2 separate regions of the Homo sapiens genome follow, and region 2 is linked to region 1. Evidence: chromatin loops called from intact Hi-C (ENCODE). Cell type or tissue: gastrocnemius medialis. All regions are shown on one strand.

Region 1 (8,000 bases):
CTTCAGATAGAAAAGTTATTTACTATGTGTTAAGAGCTATCCGTCTTCTTGGAGTAGAACGACCCATGAGTATGTTTTTGTGAAAGTTCTTCCAGACACGTGGAGGAAATTGTCCCCCCCTCTATTCTTTACTCCTTATGTGCCCATCATCTCTGGAAGTAGTTGAAATACACAGTGCTGTGGTTTGATTCTGTCCCCACCCAAATCTCATCTCGAATTGTAATCCCCACGTGTTGGGGGAGGAACCTGGTGGAAGGTGTTTGGATCACGGGGGCGGTCTCCCCCTTGCTTTACTCGTGAAAGTGAAGGAGTTCTCACGAGATCTGATGGTTTAAAAGTGGTATTTTCCTCTACTCTCTCTCTTGCCTTCTGCCATGTAAGATGTGCCTTGCTTTCCCTTCATCTTCTGCCATAATTGTAAGTTTCCTGAGGCCTCCCCAACCATGTGGAACTGTGAATCAGTTAAAGCTTTTTCTTCATAAATTACTCAGTCTCAGGTAGTTCTTTATAGCAGTATGAAAATAGACTAATACACACAGTGATCACTTTTTATCACATAATTAAATTAAAGAAAGTAGTAAACAGAAGAAAATACTCTGTAATCATATCAAACAAAGTGAGTGTTGCTTGTACCCAAAATTTCTGGGCCAACTCAATTCTAGAGTCTTATTCATCCCCCAAGTAATGCTATGGATCTTCCTGCCTCTTTGTTTAAAGCCCATCCCTGAAGTCTACCCAAGAGGCTGACTTTGATCTCCAAGTTCTGTGCCACATACATCTCCATTAGAATATGTTGCTCATTTCTCCTTCAGGGCTAACCTTTGTATGCAGCATTCATTTACTCATTTAAGACATTTTTGAGCTTGGGCTGTAATCAGTTCAAGGGATACAAGTTTATTCACCATTATGAACAAATTAAACCTGGTTCTGGCCCACGTGGAGCTTGAAGTTTACTGAGGGACATAGACAAATAAGAAAGAGTGATGTGGCGTCACAACTACTTTGACAGAAGTTAAACAGAAGTCACAGGGAGCACAGAGGAGAGAAATGAAGAATGCTACTCTCCCATAGAAAACCAGAAAGACCTCTCTGCCTCTGCTGGTCTCAGGTCTCATCTTCTAGGTATTTCCACTACCTTTTTATCCTCATTCCTGCCTCTGGAGAGCCAAAGGCCACAAGGTGGAACTGCCCATTTCGGTGACTTTCAGCCACATAGCCAGTTAGAAGTCATCTTCTTTTTACCCTTACTATTTGGCAAGTCCCTGTTCTGCATCATTTTTGCCAAACCAGGTTTTCCTCCTAACGTCCTCTGGCCACAGGTTCCTCTTGGCCCACAACAAATGACCAAGGGTTTCCTATTGACAGGAAGATAAGGCTACTATCTCAGTGGGACAAGGATTTAGGGTCATTGTCCCAGGAGTGATGATGCCTCATGCTCTTTGTGACACCTCTAGGTTAAGGGCTTAGGAGAAGACTTTTGTGGTTGTGGGGAGAGTTTTCTCTCTAAAACTAACAAGACTGTATGGGAATATCATCAGCTCCTGAGGCTTCATTAGAGGTGAGCTCTAACCAGAGGATATAGGGGGGAACTAATGATATTAAGTCAACTATTCAAATGAAGAGATTTGCATGCATTTCTAAGCTCAGGACCTGGTAAACCTGCTAGAATTTTAATAATTTAAGCTGTGGCCATCAGCATTTTTATTACACATTGATTGACTACACTGGGTAGGAAATACGCATTAATAAATTCTATTGGATACTTCTGGGGATGAGGTGAAAGTTTCAAGATGAATAGTATTTATTTCTGTACAACAACCACAGCTCTTCTCTTATTCTTTGTGACTCTTATTCAGCTCACATCACAGCAAATGAAGTAACAAGATCACACATTTGTTGTATTCTATGGACCCTCTCTTTCACAGAACCATTACATTACCAGGTTACCCACTGGCTACCCACTGGCTTGAGACTGACAATTCATTAGGTTTTTTTTGTTTGTTTGTTTTTGAGAGGGAGTCTTGCTCTGTTGCCCAGGCCGGAGTGCAGTGGAATGATCTCAGCTCACTGCAACCTCCACCTCTTGGGCTCAAGTGATTCTCCTGCCTCAGCCTCTTGAGTAGCTGGTACTACAGGTATGCACCACCATGCCCAGCTAATTTTTGTATTTTTAATAGAGACAAGGTTTCACCATGTTGGCCATGCTGGTCTTGAACTCCTGACCTCAGGTGATCCACCCGCCTTGGCCTCCCAAAGTGCTGGGATTACAGACATGAGCCACTATGCCCAACTGAACTGATATTTTTATTATCTTTTTTTTTTTCCAGTCGAGAAGCCTGAGCCTCAGAGGGGTAAGTGACTCCTCTCATTTATGCTGCTGGCGTCTGGTGAGGCTTAGTCTCGGCATTCAGGTGTGCAGATGGTTATGTGTGTGGTGGGGAGTAGAAGTCTCTTCTTAATGTTCTGCTGACTGCTCAGTATTTTATGATGAGCCCAAGTCATTTGTCTTGCATCAGTTTTTCCTCCCTTGCTCTAATGCTTCTCTTTAGATAGAGCAAATGTATTCTTTTGTTCACCAGCTGGTCCTTTTACCTTTGAGGAGGTAAAAGAAGTAGGTTTCCAGCAGGGGAAGAGGGAGTATGAATGAAGGTCATGGGAGCATAGAGCAGGAAGAAATGGTCCCAGAGGAGTTGCCTAGTGGCCACCTAGGATGAGAGGCAGATTCGTTGAATCTGTCTTCGATGTAAGGTGATGCTGTGCCTACGGGGATGAAAGAAATGGCAGTGAGGGTGAGCAGCTTCCCAGAATACACCTGGGCCCCGTGCTCATGGTCACTTGTTGGTTGGAGCCACATCTGGGTCTGAGATTCAGGCTGGACACAAGATTGCTGTGATGGATGTACTTTCATTTCATCACATCCTATTTGTATCACAGCAATATCAAGAAAATGAACACACAAAGCTAGATCACCATGGAGAGAAGGCAGTTTAGATGTATTTGTTTTTTCCCCCTGTATTTTTAATGTTTTGCTTGATTTCTCATCATTTGAAGTTGCTCCTCTGATGTTACAGAGATAACATTTGCCTGATGATCTCAGCTAGAAAGTGGTCACAGGAGTAGCATTCCACAGGACACTGAGCATTCGCTCTTGGGAGCACATCGTTTGTATAAGGGCAAAGGAAAAGAAAGGGCAGCCAAGGCTGGGGCGGAAACGCAGCGCCCTCACCTTCGAGAAGGAAGCATGGGGAAGGCGCCCTCTTGTGGAACTCGGCTCACTGTCTAATCTGCCTGGTAACAGGCGCTCTTTATACCAACGGATATATTTTTCCCCATGGATTTGTGTTTGAAGGTATTCTTAGAAAATTTTGAGTACAACTCTCGGCTGCTTTTCATATCCACCAAGAACTGACAATCTGAAGTCAATGTGAAATTCAAAAGGTGGCATTTTTTTAAGAGAGCCAGATTAACTGTGAATTATCTCCCAAATTGGCATGTTGGGTAATTATTTTCATATTTTGGTGCAGAGCCTTTCAAAATATGGGTTTTGCAATTACGTTAAAAAAAAAACCTACTTCTCTCACCTGTGTAGGATTTAAGCAAAGCCCAGGCAGTTTGAGGTTATTTTTAGTCCTGATTAATTATTCAGCCAAGATAATTCCAAGTTCAGCAGCTTATTTGGAAGAGACATGACAGCTGGGCTCTCAAGTCAGCCTCAGGTCAAAGCCGACATCTTCATAGCAAAACCGTGCTCTCCCCACATTTTGGGGAGAGGGCAGCGGGTTGCATTTTCTGTGGCACTGGTGTCAGCTTTGCCAGCCTGGAGCCGGTGAGTGGAGGGAGAAACTGCTGATTCGGGGGCCTTCAGACATGGCCGATTTCACAGCAGCGAAAATAGGTCACTAATGACACGTGGCAATGAGCCAATAAACTGTGGCCAGGAGCTCCGAACGGTCTGCTGGTGGCAAGATACATTTCACTAGAACTCCAGGAAGAAAGCAATCTGCTTTCATTTGTTTAAAACAACCATAGGGTTGCAGAACTCAGAGGCCAAGATTGTTATCTCTCTCCCCCTTACCTTTATATTCCTAAACGTTCAAGTTTATTGTTTCAGTTTATCCCTTTTCCCATGCACTGAAATAACTGTGGCGCTCTTGCTTCTTTTTTGAATAGTCAAGCTGATATGATTCTTTTTTCCCCTCAAGTGCCAGGGGGGAGAATGAAGATGATATGGTTTGGCTTTGTGTCCCCACCTGAATCTCATCTTGAATTGTAATCCCCACGTGTGGAGGGAGGGTCCTGATGGGAGGTGATTGGGGGCTATTGGGAGGATCATGAGGACGGTTTCCCCCATGCTGTTCTCGTGATAGTGAGGGAGGGCTCGCGAGATCTGATGGTTTACAAGCGGCAGTTTCCCCTGCGGCTCTTTTTCCTGCTGCCATGCAAGAGGTACCTTGCTTCTCCTTTGCATTCTGCCACAATTGTAAGTTTCCAGAGGCCTCCCAGCCATGTGGAACTGTGGGTCAATTAAACCTTTTTTCTTCATAAGTTACTCAGTCCCGGGTGTGTCTTCATAGCAATGTGAGAACAGACTAATACAGGAGACAATGATGATATTATCCTTTCTGAATCCCTCTGTGTTGATGCTGATGTGGCTCTAGTCGGTTTAGTCCATACCATACTGATCTTCATAAAACCGTCTCTGTGATTTGGGAGCAGTGTCATGTGTTGCTATTATGTGAGAAAATAGTATTTTTACTTCATTTTGGGTAGTCACTCTGGATTGATGTTTCATGTTAATCTCCTAAAAGAAGAAGGGGGGATTGTAGAGAAGAAGGCTGGGAATGGCTAATCACCTTCCATATAGGCCTGGTGTGATTCAGAACAGAGCTTAGACCAGAGATTCCCAAACCAAAGTGAGCCTCAGCATTCCTGGGAGGTCCTGTTAAAACCTAGGTGGCTGGGCCTCACTCTCTTATTCTGATTCAGTAGGTTTGTACGAAGAGCCCAAGAATGTGCATTTCTAACAAGTTTCCAGGTGATGCTTGTATTGCTGATTCAGGGACCTGCATAAACCTGAAGTGCTGGCTTAGGTAGGTCAGCAGTAGCCTCAGCACTGCCCCACATAAGCAATTTCCCCATCCTAGAACTTCCTCCACACTGCAGACAGTTTAAGAGTAGAGACCATTTCTCATTCATCTTTGAATTTCCAGACTCCAGCACAGTGCTTGACACAGATGTGTTAAATAGTTGTTGAATGAATTAATGACTGAACTCTATCAGCTGATCTTCTTAGAATTTCTTACTTGAAGTGGGTAATCAGAGATGTTTTACTGAAACTCTGGAATTACCTTAAATAGGATATTGGTTGCATTGAATGTAAATGACGAAATCACTGAAATTAATATTTTAAAAGACAATGGGCTGGGTGCGGTGGCTCACACCTGTGATCCCAGCACTTTGGGAGGTGGGGTGGGGTGGGGGTGGATCACGAGGTCAGGAGTTCGAGGCCAACCAATATGGTAAAACCCCATCTCTACTAAAAAATACAAAAATTAGCCAGGCATGGTGGCGCATGCCTATAGTCCCAGCTACTCAGGAGGCTGAGGCAGGAGGATCACTTGAACCCGGGAGGCAGAGGTTGCAGTGAGCTGAGATTGTGCCACTAAACTCCAGCCTGGGTGACAGAGCGAGACTCCATCTCAAAAAACAAGACAAAAAACAATGGAGTAAGGAGAAATAAGGCAACATGCTCTCCTAAGGGTTGCTCAGGTTGAACAAAAGGAGCTAGGTTTTAGGAAGAAGCTGGGCAGAGGAAAGGTGGGCCTACCAAAGCGAACAAGGTGTTTTACCACCATTTGTAATGAGAGACAGAAACCTTCTGCAAGGAGTGTATTAAGAAGATGACCTGGCACCTTTTCCCTGGAAGGTCCCATTCACTGAACCTCACAGGGCAGGGTAAGACATAGTTCTTGTATCAAGGAAGAGTTTTTGGCATGGTTTGTGACTTAGGGACTATGTAATATGTTGGTAACCAGTATGTAAACCCTGGAGATCAGCTCCTAGGACTCCTCTGATCTGTGTGTTCATTCTTTTATTTGGATGGGAACGAAGGGAAGAATGGAGTTTGAGTCTGGTTTGGTTGGAACCTTCCATCCCTCATGACCTTACGGCTGCCTTAGCGTGTGTCCTCTCCACGTGTTGCTGGGCATTTTCTGGCATGCCTCTTTTGTTTTTTGTGGCTTTCTTTTTCTCATGCTATCCTTCTGCTTGGAATGTCTCTCTCTACTGTCCAACCAGCCTAATCCTGGATAATTCAGACTTAACCATTTATAACTTCCCCTAGAAGCTACCTCTCCCAGGAAGTATCTTTAGGTGTCTCTTCTCTGTGTTCTTATAATACCCTATGAATACCTCAATCACTCATTCACTTATTCATTCAACAATTATCTATTGAGTTCCTAATAGGTGCTAGGCATAGTGCTAGTCATTGGGGATATAAAGATGGACATGACATAGCTCTTGTCCTTAAGTAGCTCATTGCCTAGTGAGAGGATATAAATAATTAAACAAGTAATTGCAATACGAAGTGCAAAGTCCTCAGATAGGAGTAAGCACTGTTGCTATGGAAATACCTAGAAAGGACGCCTAACTCTAACTTGAGGTGTCAAGGAGCATTTTCTAGATTAGCAATCCCCAACTTTTTTGGCACCAGGGGCCAGTTTTGTGGAAGACAATTTTTCCACTGATGGGCAAGGGGAGGGATGGTTTCAGGATGAAACTGTTTCACCTCAGATCATCAGGCATTAGATTCTCATAAGGAACGTGCAACCTAGACCCCTCGCATGCACAGTTCACAATAGGGTTCACATTCTTGTGAGAATCTAATGCCACTGCTAATCTGACAGGAGGCAGAGCTCAGGTGGTAATGCTCACTGGCCTGCTGCTCACCTGCTGTGCAGCCTGGTTTTTTTTCTTCTCTTGTTTTTTTTTTTTTTTTTTTTTTTGAGATGGAGTTTTGCTGTTGTCACCCAGGCTGGAGTGCAGTGGCACAATCTCTGCAACTGCTGCCTCCTGGGTTCAAGTGATTCTCCTGCCTCAGCCTCCCAGGTAGCTAGGATTACAGGTGCCTGCCATCACGCTCAGCTAATTTTTGTATTTTTAGTAGAGATGGGGTTTCACCATGTTTGCCAGGCTGGTCTCAAACTCCTGACCTCAGGTGATCCACCCATCTCAGCCTCCCAAAGTGCTGGGATTATAGGCGTGAGCCACTGCACCCAGCCATGCAGCCTGGTTTCTAATAGGACACAGACTGGTGCTGGTCCATGGCCTGGGGGTTGGGGACGCTTATTTTAGATAAAGAAACATCTTACTCAAGATCTAGCAGGTTGAATAGAATTTAGCCAGACAAAGAGATGGGAGAAGAGCATACCAATGAGAGGAGAAGCTTTTGCAAAGCTCATTATTTGTTTATATGATTAGCTGAAGACTGTAGACTCTGGGGGCTGAGACTGTGTTTTATTCCTTAGTCTAGTCCTAACTCATAGCATCGTACCTGGCATACAGTAGATGTCCAAGGAAAAATTTCTTGAATGTGTGAATGAATGAATTAGCCTCTGCTGCAATGGCTGTTGAGAGTACTAACCAGTAACCTCAGAAGGTGGTGATTCTTAGAAAGTGAACCTTTGTTGGCTCAATGGCTCTCTATTCTAATTCTTGTATGCCCTTCCTATGTGCTTATCAGTTGGTTAGCAGACATTAAAATTGTGTGGGTTCTATGTGCAGGTTCATTTCATGTTCTGAGTACGATTGCTGATATGATTTCCATGTAGCAGCAAACTGCTCCAACCCAATGCTTTGAAAACAAATGTGCAAATTCCGAAAAGAGGATTAATGCAAACAAGGTTAGAACCGACTGAGCATTTTAACACTGCATGAAATATAAACAAATCAAACTGTGTTTTCAGAAACAGACTTCTTTTTTTATGATTGGAAAAATACTG
Region 2 (8,000 bases), 220 kb after region 1:
ACCGGGGAGAAAACGTCAGTGAAAAGGATAACTGAGAGCACCGGTGCTATCACATCTATATCCAAGTTACCTCCACCTTCTAGCTCAGCTTCCAAACTGAGGACTAATTTGGCGCAGATGACAGATGCCAATGGGAATATTCAGCAGAGGACAGTGTTGCCAAAACTTGTTAGCTGAGCTCACGTCCCCTGATGCTGGTAACCTGAAAGATACGACATTGCTGAGCCTTACTGGGTTGAAAAGGAGTAGCTCAGACCTGTTTTTATTTGCTCAATAACTCTACTCATTTGTATCTTTTCAGCACTTAATTTTAATGTAAGAAAGTTGTTCATTTTGTTTTTATAAAATACATGAGGACAATGCTTTAAGTTTTTATACTTTCAGAAACTTTTTGTGTTCTAAAAGTACAATGAGCCTTACTGTATTTAGTGTGGCAGAATAATAACATCAGTGGCAGGCCACTGATTACTTCATGACTGCCACGCATTTACAGATTGGTGTCAAAGACATTCACTATGTTTTTATGGTTCATGTTATATCCTCCCCAGGGTGACAGCCCCTTAAGGCCCTCCTTTTCCCTCCATGCTCCAGGTCCATGCACAGGTGTAGCATGTCCTGCTTCCGTTTTTCATAAATTAATCTGGGTGTTGGGGGTAGTGGGAGGAGAACGGTCAGAATCAAAGTGACATTCTAAGAAAAACTGTACCTTAGAGATTTTCCTCTAGTGCTCAAACAAATACAAAATAAGATCCCCAAGGTTTAAACTGCCCAGTTAGCATTCTGACATTCTAAAAGCCGGCAAAGCAGCTTTTAGTGGATAAATGGGAATGGAAACGTGTGTGTTCCTCCAAATTTTCTAGTATGATCGGTGAGCTGTTTTGTAAAGAAGCCTCATATTACAGAGTTGCTTTTGCACCTAAATTTAGAATTGTATTCCATGAACTGTTCCTCCCTTTTCTCTGCTTTTCTCCTCTCTGTTCCTCTTTTAATACCACACGTCTGTTGCTTGCATTTAGTTTGTCTTCTTCCTTCAGCTGTGTATCCCAGACTGTTAATACAGAAAAGAGACATTTCAGCTGTGATTATGACCATTGTTTCATATTCCAATTAAAAAAAGAACAGCAGCCTAGCTACTTAAGGTGGGGATTTCCATAGTTCCAAAGAAGATTTAGCAGATTAGAGTGAGTTCACACTTTTCAGGTGCCACTGTAAGGTTCTCTCAGCCTGGGAAACTATCAACTCTTTCTTTAAAAAGAAAGAGGGTTGAAAATCCTCTGGACGAACAGAAGTCACTTTGGCTGTTCAGTAAGGCCAATGTTAACAACACGTTTAGAGGAGGAAAAGTTCAACCTCAAGTTAAATGGTTTGACTTATTCTTCGTATCATTAGAAGAACCCCAGAGATAGCATTCCTCTATTTTATTTTACTTTCTTTTGGATTGCACTGATTGTTTTTGTGGGAATGACACTTTATCTGGCAAAGTAACTGAGAGTTTGGTAAAAGAATATTTTCTTCTCTGAATAATAATTATTTTCACAGTGAAAATTTCAGTATTTTATCACTAATGTATGAGCAATGATCTATATCAATTTCAAGGCACGTGAAAAAAATTTTTTAGTATGTGCAATTTAATATAGAAAGATTTCTGCCTGTTTGGACAATAGGTTTTGGGTAGTACAGATTAGGATAAGTAAGCTTATATATGCACAGAGATTATTGTATTACCTGTAAATTGATTTACAAGTACTTAAAAGCGTGGTCCCCAGTGAGGCCAAGAAAGTTTCCGGTTAAGTTCTTTAATAATAATCCTACAGTTTATCTTAAGAAAAAAAAAAAGGTTTGAAAAAAACACTTTAATTTAGGCTTCGTTGGTTGATGGTGGAAAAAAATGCTCAGGAAATATTTCAGATATTTGCCAAAAAACCAGTAATAAGGTTACCTTATTAAAATAGTGATATTTGCTTTACTATTTAAGGTGTCACTGATAAATTAATTTGTACTTCTGTGTTTAGAAATTATAGCTTCTTTTCCCTTAGTCAAATTTTTTAGCATATTATACACATTTCTGTGTAATCTGTGGAAGTGCAATAATATGTTAGTAAGTTACATTTTAAATAATGCTCATGTGACAATACTCCCAATCAATGGCTTATAGAATTTAAAGATCTGTATATTAGATTTTGGCTTAAAGGCATGAGAAGTATAAGACTTGGTTTGGTGGCTTTGTAAGACCACCAGCCTCTTAATGATGGTTAGCTTCTTTAGGTCATTAAATCAATAAAAACATATAATGCTGTTTTGCTCTTCTAATGCTCCTCTTCCATTTCCAGTTATCTTCACATTTACATTTAAATATACAAACCTGAGCCTGCCATTATTAATTTCCCTATAAAATGACGATACATGTGAACATTTATAAATGGACTAATACTGCTTGTCTTTCCCCCACCGCACAAAACTGGTTCTTAAGATGCCAGCAATGAATTTGAGACTATCTTTATTTATAAATGGAAACCGGAAACTTTTATACCAAACTATAATAATGTGCAGCACTGTAGGGCTTTTTTTTTTTTCCCTCCAAATACAGTGAAATTTTTTTATTCACAAGAGCTGCCACATCTCAGCATTTAGTAATAGAGCTGCTTTAATAAAATTCTAGTTTGATTGTCATGTCAAAAAAAGAAAAATGTTGCATCTTTGTGATTTTAAAACATAAATTAATGAAGGCTCTGATAGGCTATTAGGAGTTGGCTTGGAAACAGTTTTTGGTCTCACAGGTTACCATTGTTTGGGGATGTCTGAGCTGTTTTCAGATCTAGGAATAGCACAGTGTTGTCTTGTCTTTGGCAGTCTCATTTGGCTCTGTTTCTTGCACCACCAGCGTGTTCATTACCACTTAAATATATTGCTACAGCAGTGGAACAACAGAGTGGTGCAAGACACTGTAGATTAACGGTAGAGGAGAAATTGTGCCCTTAGTGTTAACAATGTGCCTTTTGTTCTGAATGCCATGTTGTAGGGCATGCATTTTTTGGCCTCTTTAACTCTTCGAATTCTAGTCAGTAAGAATGGAACCCATCTCTGCAAAGATACATCTGTCTTAAATATCTAGTTACAGGCCTTAATAGAAACCATAAGGCATGACTCATCTTCAGGCACTGAAAAAAGATAACCATCAGGTAGTGTTACACAAGGACTTCCTATATTTAAGGGGTTAAAGATGGTCTTTGTTGTATCTTAACATCAGACTGATTTTTACATTTTTTTTTTGTTATGCTAACACTAGACAAAAATCAACTGTATTTGTAAAAATTTACCTCAAACCATTTAATTTTATAGTGTGATTAATCCCAGGGCATTTGGTATGAACCAAAGTGCATTCCTTTTATATGTGCCTGGCTCTAGTAAGGATGGCCAGGGATTTTTACAATTTGGGTGCAAGGCACTTAAGCCACTTTTAAACTTAATGGGTGGTTTGGGGTCGTGTTAAATGACTCCATCAGAATGTTAGAAAACACTTTAGGCATCAGTAGCATTGGGCCATATTGGAATCCTAAAGTGTGAATTATTTTAAGGAGAGCATTCATTTTTGTAATTTTTTTCATCAAAAATATTTCTGGTAAGCAGAAGACTTTTTAAAAAAACTGATCTGGTCTCGGTAAAGGTTTTAATATTGCCCAACATAATGCTGTAATAGCATTAAAAAAAGTATTTGTGAACTCTGTTTCTTAGGGGCTTGTACATCTCTCTGCTATGGACATACATAAAATTAATTGTAATTATACTCAGCTCAACTGCTACAGTTCTGTCTAGGCAGTGGCTTGGGTTTTTATCGAGCAACAACTTAGACACGTGACTGTAATATGCTGCAACTGTGTGTACTGAAAATATGTGAAAATGGTTGAATGTGGACTGTGTATATATGTATGTAAAAATTTCTGTGAGATGCTGCTGTCGCCACTTAACATTAAATATGTTCTAGTGGATTTTAATCCTAGTGGCCAGTTCTATGATACTGTATGTATTATACAGCTGATGACAGGAGTAAGACTGTTTAGTGAATATCTGTTAAATTTTATTGTTGTGGCCAGAGATAATTTCAGAATAAAATTTTAATGTCCTACCTTACTTCTCTCCCCTTTCTAACTATAATTTAACTCCTGATCTATTTCTGGTATTATCCTTTGTCAATTAGCCTGGAGAGGGTTTAGAATGCAAAATGGATAGCTCTATATCAGGGTCTTGAGAAGTTAAAATAATTCATTCTACTAGTTTGTTCATAGCAATACTTTATTAGTTCAATATAAGTATGCAGATTCCAAGTGGAAAAACAAAGGTTTTAGTAAGTAGTTCTTGCTTTTCCCAGGATATTCTATTCCTTCACCTGTCAGATTTTTATGTTAACTTTTTTATATATAGCCTCTGCTGTGTTCTTTATTATGCTAGAGCTTCATATCTTCTTTTATTTTAACCTTCACAATGATAGTTAAGCTGGGGGAGCAGAACCTGTCAATTATTCCCCACCAGTCTTCATTCTTTTCTCTGCACAAGTTCTGGTAAATTATTCTAATGTGCTCTAACCAGTTCCACCCAATGTTTTTTAATGCTTATGAGTTTGCAGTTTTTGTACTTGGTGGTCTCTGTGGTTCACATTTTTTTGTGTTGTAGTGTCTCCTGCCTCGGTTGGCTCAGAAAATAAGGCCTAGGAACTGCAATTAGCTCATGATTTGTCAAGTTCAGTTAGTACCAAGCTAAGAGTTTACTTACAGATGACAGCAAGCAGATGCTCTAGTAATTCGTCAGACATTGCAGGGATATTGTGTAGTCAGATATTACCCTCTTGTGGAAAGAACTACCTCACATCATTATTTATTTCCCTTCTGTTACCAACAGCCAAGGAATTACTTAGTGTGGCTCCCTGCATCAATACTGGGATATGCTTAAACAAGGGAATGCCATAAGAGTTCCCAATTGCCTCGTCATAGCCTGGGCCATAGATTTTTGTTACTGCTAATCTTGCTTCTTAAAGTTCACACCCAGTGCAAAAAACCCAATCAGCAAACTAACCCCAAAATCCAATATATTTAGAAATGTAAGTGTTAAGAGATGTGCATTATGTACAAAATTGAAAATTGGTGCTAAAGTGGCAATGTCAATTTAAAATTTCTTGTCCAGATCTGACTGACTGACTCAGGAGATTATAGTTCCTACTCATTCTCTTTCCTTTTATCAGATCTTTCAAAAGCGCTTTTTAAAATTGATCAATGTGCAATTCTGTTTGAGTCTCTACAGTCCTATCCCTTTTGGAATGAACAGCTACACAAATAAATATTCTTGGAACTTCGAAGTTGTCTTCAAACTAGCTCTAGAAAATGTCCCTAGTTGACATTAGTGTTGGTCTGTTAGAAGGGGAAATTGATTTGACTGCTTCATGTTTTGAAAAGAGCATTAAGAGGGATTTGAGGAAGGTATATGTGGCTTTCTTTTTTTTTCTTAAGTTTGAATTACACTTGATTTCCTTTGGGTTATTAGGCAGATAAACCCTTGTCATTAGTAATACTTAGCACTGTCCAAAATGAAAAATGACTGCCAGTGTGTTGCACATACATAAGAAAATTACATCTTACTGCGAAGTCTTTGGTTTGTTTCCTTATTTGGTTTGACTTTGACTTACTATTTTGCTATGGTCATATCCTTAATATCTGCGGTACATTTCATATATATATATGGGGTGGGAGCATAATTGCCATTCCCATGTGTCTCAAGGAAGCTTAATGAGGAAACTAATGAGTTAATATTAACTCTTCTGAAGAAAGCTGACATTTTAGGAGTATTAAGTCATCTGTCGTTAAGGAGCAGCAAGAATATATTATGATTGTATCACATGTTCCAGAAGAGCATTACCCCTTACATAGAAAGCTCCTTGGAGATTTCATGATGTTGGATGAACATCAGTTTATCCTTATACATCCCTATGAGCTATAATTATCCTCATTTGATACTTGAGGAAACTGAAGTGACTTGCTCCAAAGTTGACTACAAAAACATTGCAGTTTGAGGCTTAGGTTGTAATCAGGTAATTTTGGTCTTGGACAGTAAGGGAAAATCCATAATACATAAAACACAAAAGTTTAGAAAGGGGGGGAAGTTGAGCTAGCAATGGGCATTTCTATTATTTAAGTTACATATCAGTTTCCAGGAATATTTTTCAAATGGGACAAACTAAAAAGTTGAGGACTAGAGCATCGTAGTGTCTAAGTGCACCTAATAACTTAATGCATGTGCACACACCCTCAGTTAATTTGTAAGAGAGTGACTTCTCATTGTTATTTGTGGAGAGGCTAATTATAGTAGCTTCATTCTTTATTTTCTGTGTTCTTAAATTTTTTTTTACATTTGAAAGTATGAAAATACTATTTTTGACACTTTACTGATACTCAGGGATTAAAAGTTAAATTTTACTGACTGTAGCAGCAGGTAAATCTCTTAAATTTACTCAGGTTTCCTATCCTTTGCCTCCATATTTAAGAAAATATAGAATGCCTGCCAGGGAAATATATAAAAATAAAAATTTCAAATACAATTTTAAAATACCAATTTGTAAATAAACCAATTTTACAAACTAAAATATTGTGTCTTTCCTTGCTTTTTATCCCAATTTATCTCCCCTCCTAAGTTTGAGGAGTTTTATATATTAAGGCTATTTCTTCATTTGTAAAAATGAAGTATGCTATTTGCAAAGCAAAAGCCCATGAAAAGCCCCAAATCATTTAAGTAAAGCTTACTGAATTGTTTTCAATTGTTTTGGGAGAAATGTAACTAATTATAAGCAATTTATGTGGACCAGCAGCAAATAAATGTATGAGTACATTTGGGCGAATTTGTCATCTTTTTATCTGAAGAGGAATACCCTACTTAATTTCCCTTGTCTGTAAAATTGAGTTTATCAGAATTTTGGCTAGGGTAGCTTTAAATATATATATAGAAAATGCAGATGGCATTTATTTGTCAAATATTTATTAAATAAGCCTCCTACAGCCCAGAATCTTGTAGGCACTAGGGATATATAATGCTGAACAAAACACACAGTGCCTTTTTCAGGGAGTTTTTAGACTGGTTGGGAAGGCAGACATTACATGGGTAATTATATGAACAAATACATATTTTATACAACAAATACTTTGCATAGTTGCAAAGTAGTAAGTGCTGTGAAGAAAAAGCATGTTGTGCTGAGTGTGTGTGCAATGTTGTATGGATCAAAGATGGCTTCCCCAGGAAACAAATAGCTTTTGAGCTGAGGAACAAAGAGCATGAATAGAGACCCTGTAGCTAGCTAGAGGAAATAAGGTGAACAACTGAAGGCAGGGCCACTTGGCCAGAGCCCAGAGAATGAGAGAATTTGGTGTGAAACGAAAGTGATGAGGTGAACCAGAACATGCCAAGCCCTGTAGGTGCTATTAAGGATTTTGGTCCTTACCCTATAAGTAAGGAAGCCACCAAGAGATTTTTGAGGAGGAAATGCCATGAGCAGATTGGCTCTTCCTGGCTGTCTTTATAGGAAAGTACTGAGAAGGGTAAGAGTAGATGAAGGAAGCCCAACTGGAAGTGTTTGCAAGATATGGCAGACTGGCCCACAGGATGGGGATGGACATTTAAAGAAAATGGATTTGAGGGCTCATAAGGATACAGAAAAACAGATGCTCTCTGATTTACAATAGGTCAACTTAAAATGTTTTGAGTTTGTGATGGGTTTATCTGGTATTGAATGCACTTTCAGTTTACAACATTTTCAACTTCGGATGGGTTTATCAGGAAGTAGCCCTTTCATAAGTCCAGGCCCATCTGCATTAAGGTAGAAATAACAGTGATGTCTCTTTGTGTCTGAAAAGTTGTTGTTGCTATTTGTGTCTGGTTTGCTACATTGCATCAAAAGGAATCACAGTATCTTACTTGTTTAAGAAAAGAAAGGGTTGCAAATTAATGCCTTTGGTTACAAAGTA

Evidence for each region. Peaks named below come from ENCODE experiments on the same cell type or tissue, not always from the same donor. Only the 100,000 strongest peaks of a DNase experiment are listed, where the experiment ranks them.
Region 2: it touches region 1 in a loop (4-fold over the local background); 23 of 110 quality-filtered maps call a loop at or near these places.

Annotation. Positions count from the first base shown.
Region 1 is chr12:67,438,713-67,446,712 of GRCh38, forward strand. It overlaps LINC02420 (long intergenic non-protein coding RNA 2420), which reads right to left and starts at 3,847. Exons shown (of 2, transcript NR_146500.1): 1 at 3,582-3,847; 2 at 2,286-2,760. The region is part of intron 3 of LOC105369812 (a long non-coding RNA gene); the gene reads left to right. In gastrocnemius medialis, a CTCF peak has its summit at 3,266 (motif pointing left); DNase peaks (open chromatin) are centred at 3,249 and 3,899; H3K4me3 peaks cover 656 bases; H3K27ac peaks cover 1,817 bases.
Region 2 is chr12:67,658,537-67,666,536 of GRCh38, forward strand. It overlaps DYRK2 (dual specificity tyrosine phosphorylation regulated kinase 2), which reads left to right. Exons shown (of 3, transcript NM_006482.3): 3 at 1-6,870. The coding sequence ends at 177. Among named protein-coding and RNA genes, the nearest start is that of DYRK2, 14 kb to the left of the region's middle. In gastrocnemius medialis, a CTCF peak has its summit at 4,844 (motif pointing left); DNase peaks (open chromatin) are centred at 125 and 2,875; H3K4me3 peaks cover 911 bases; H3K27ac peaks cover 5,733 bases.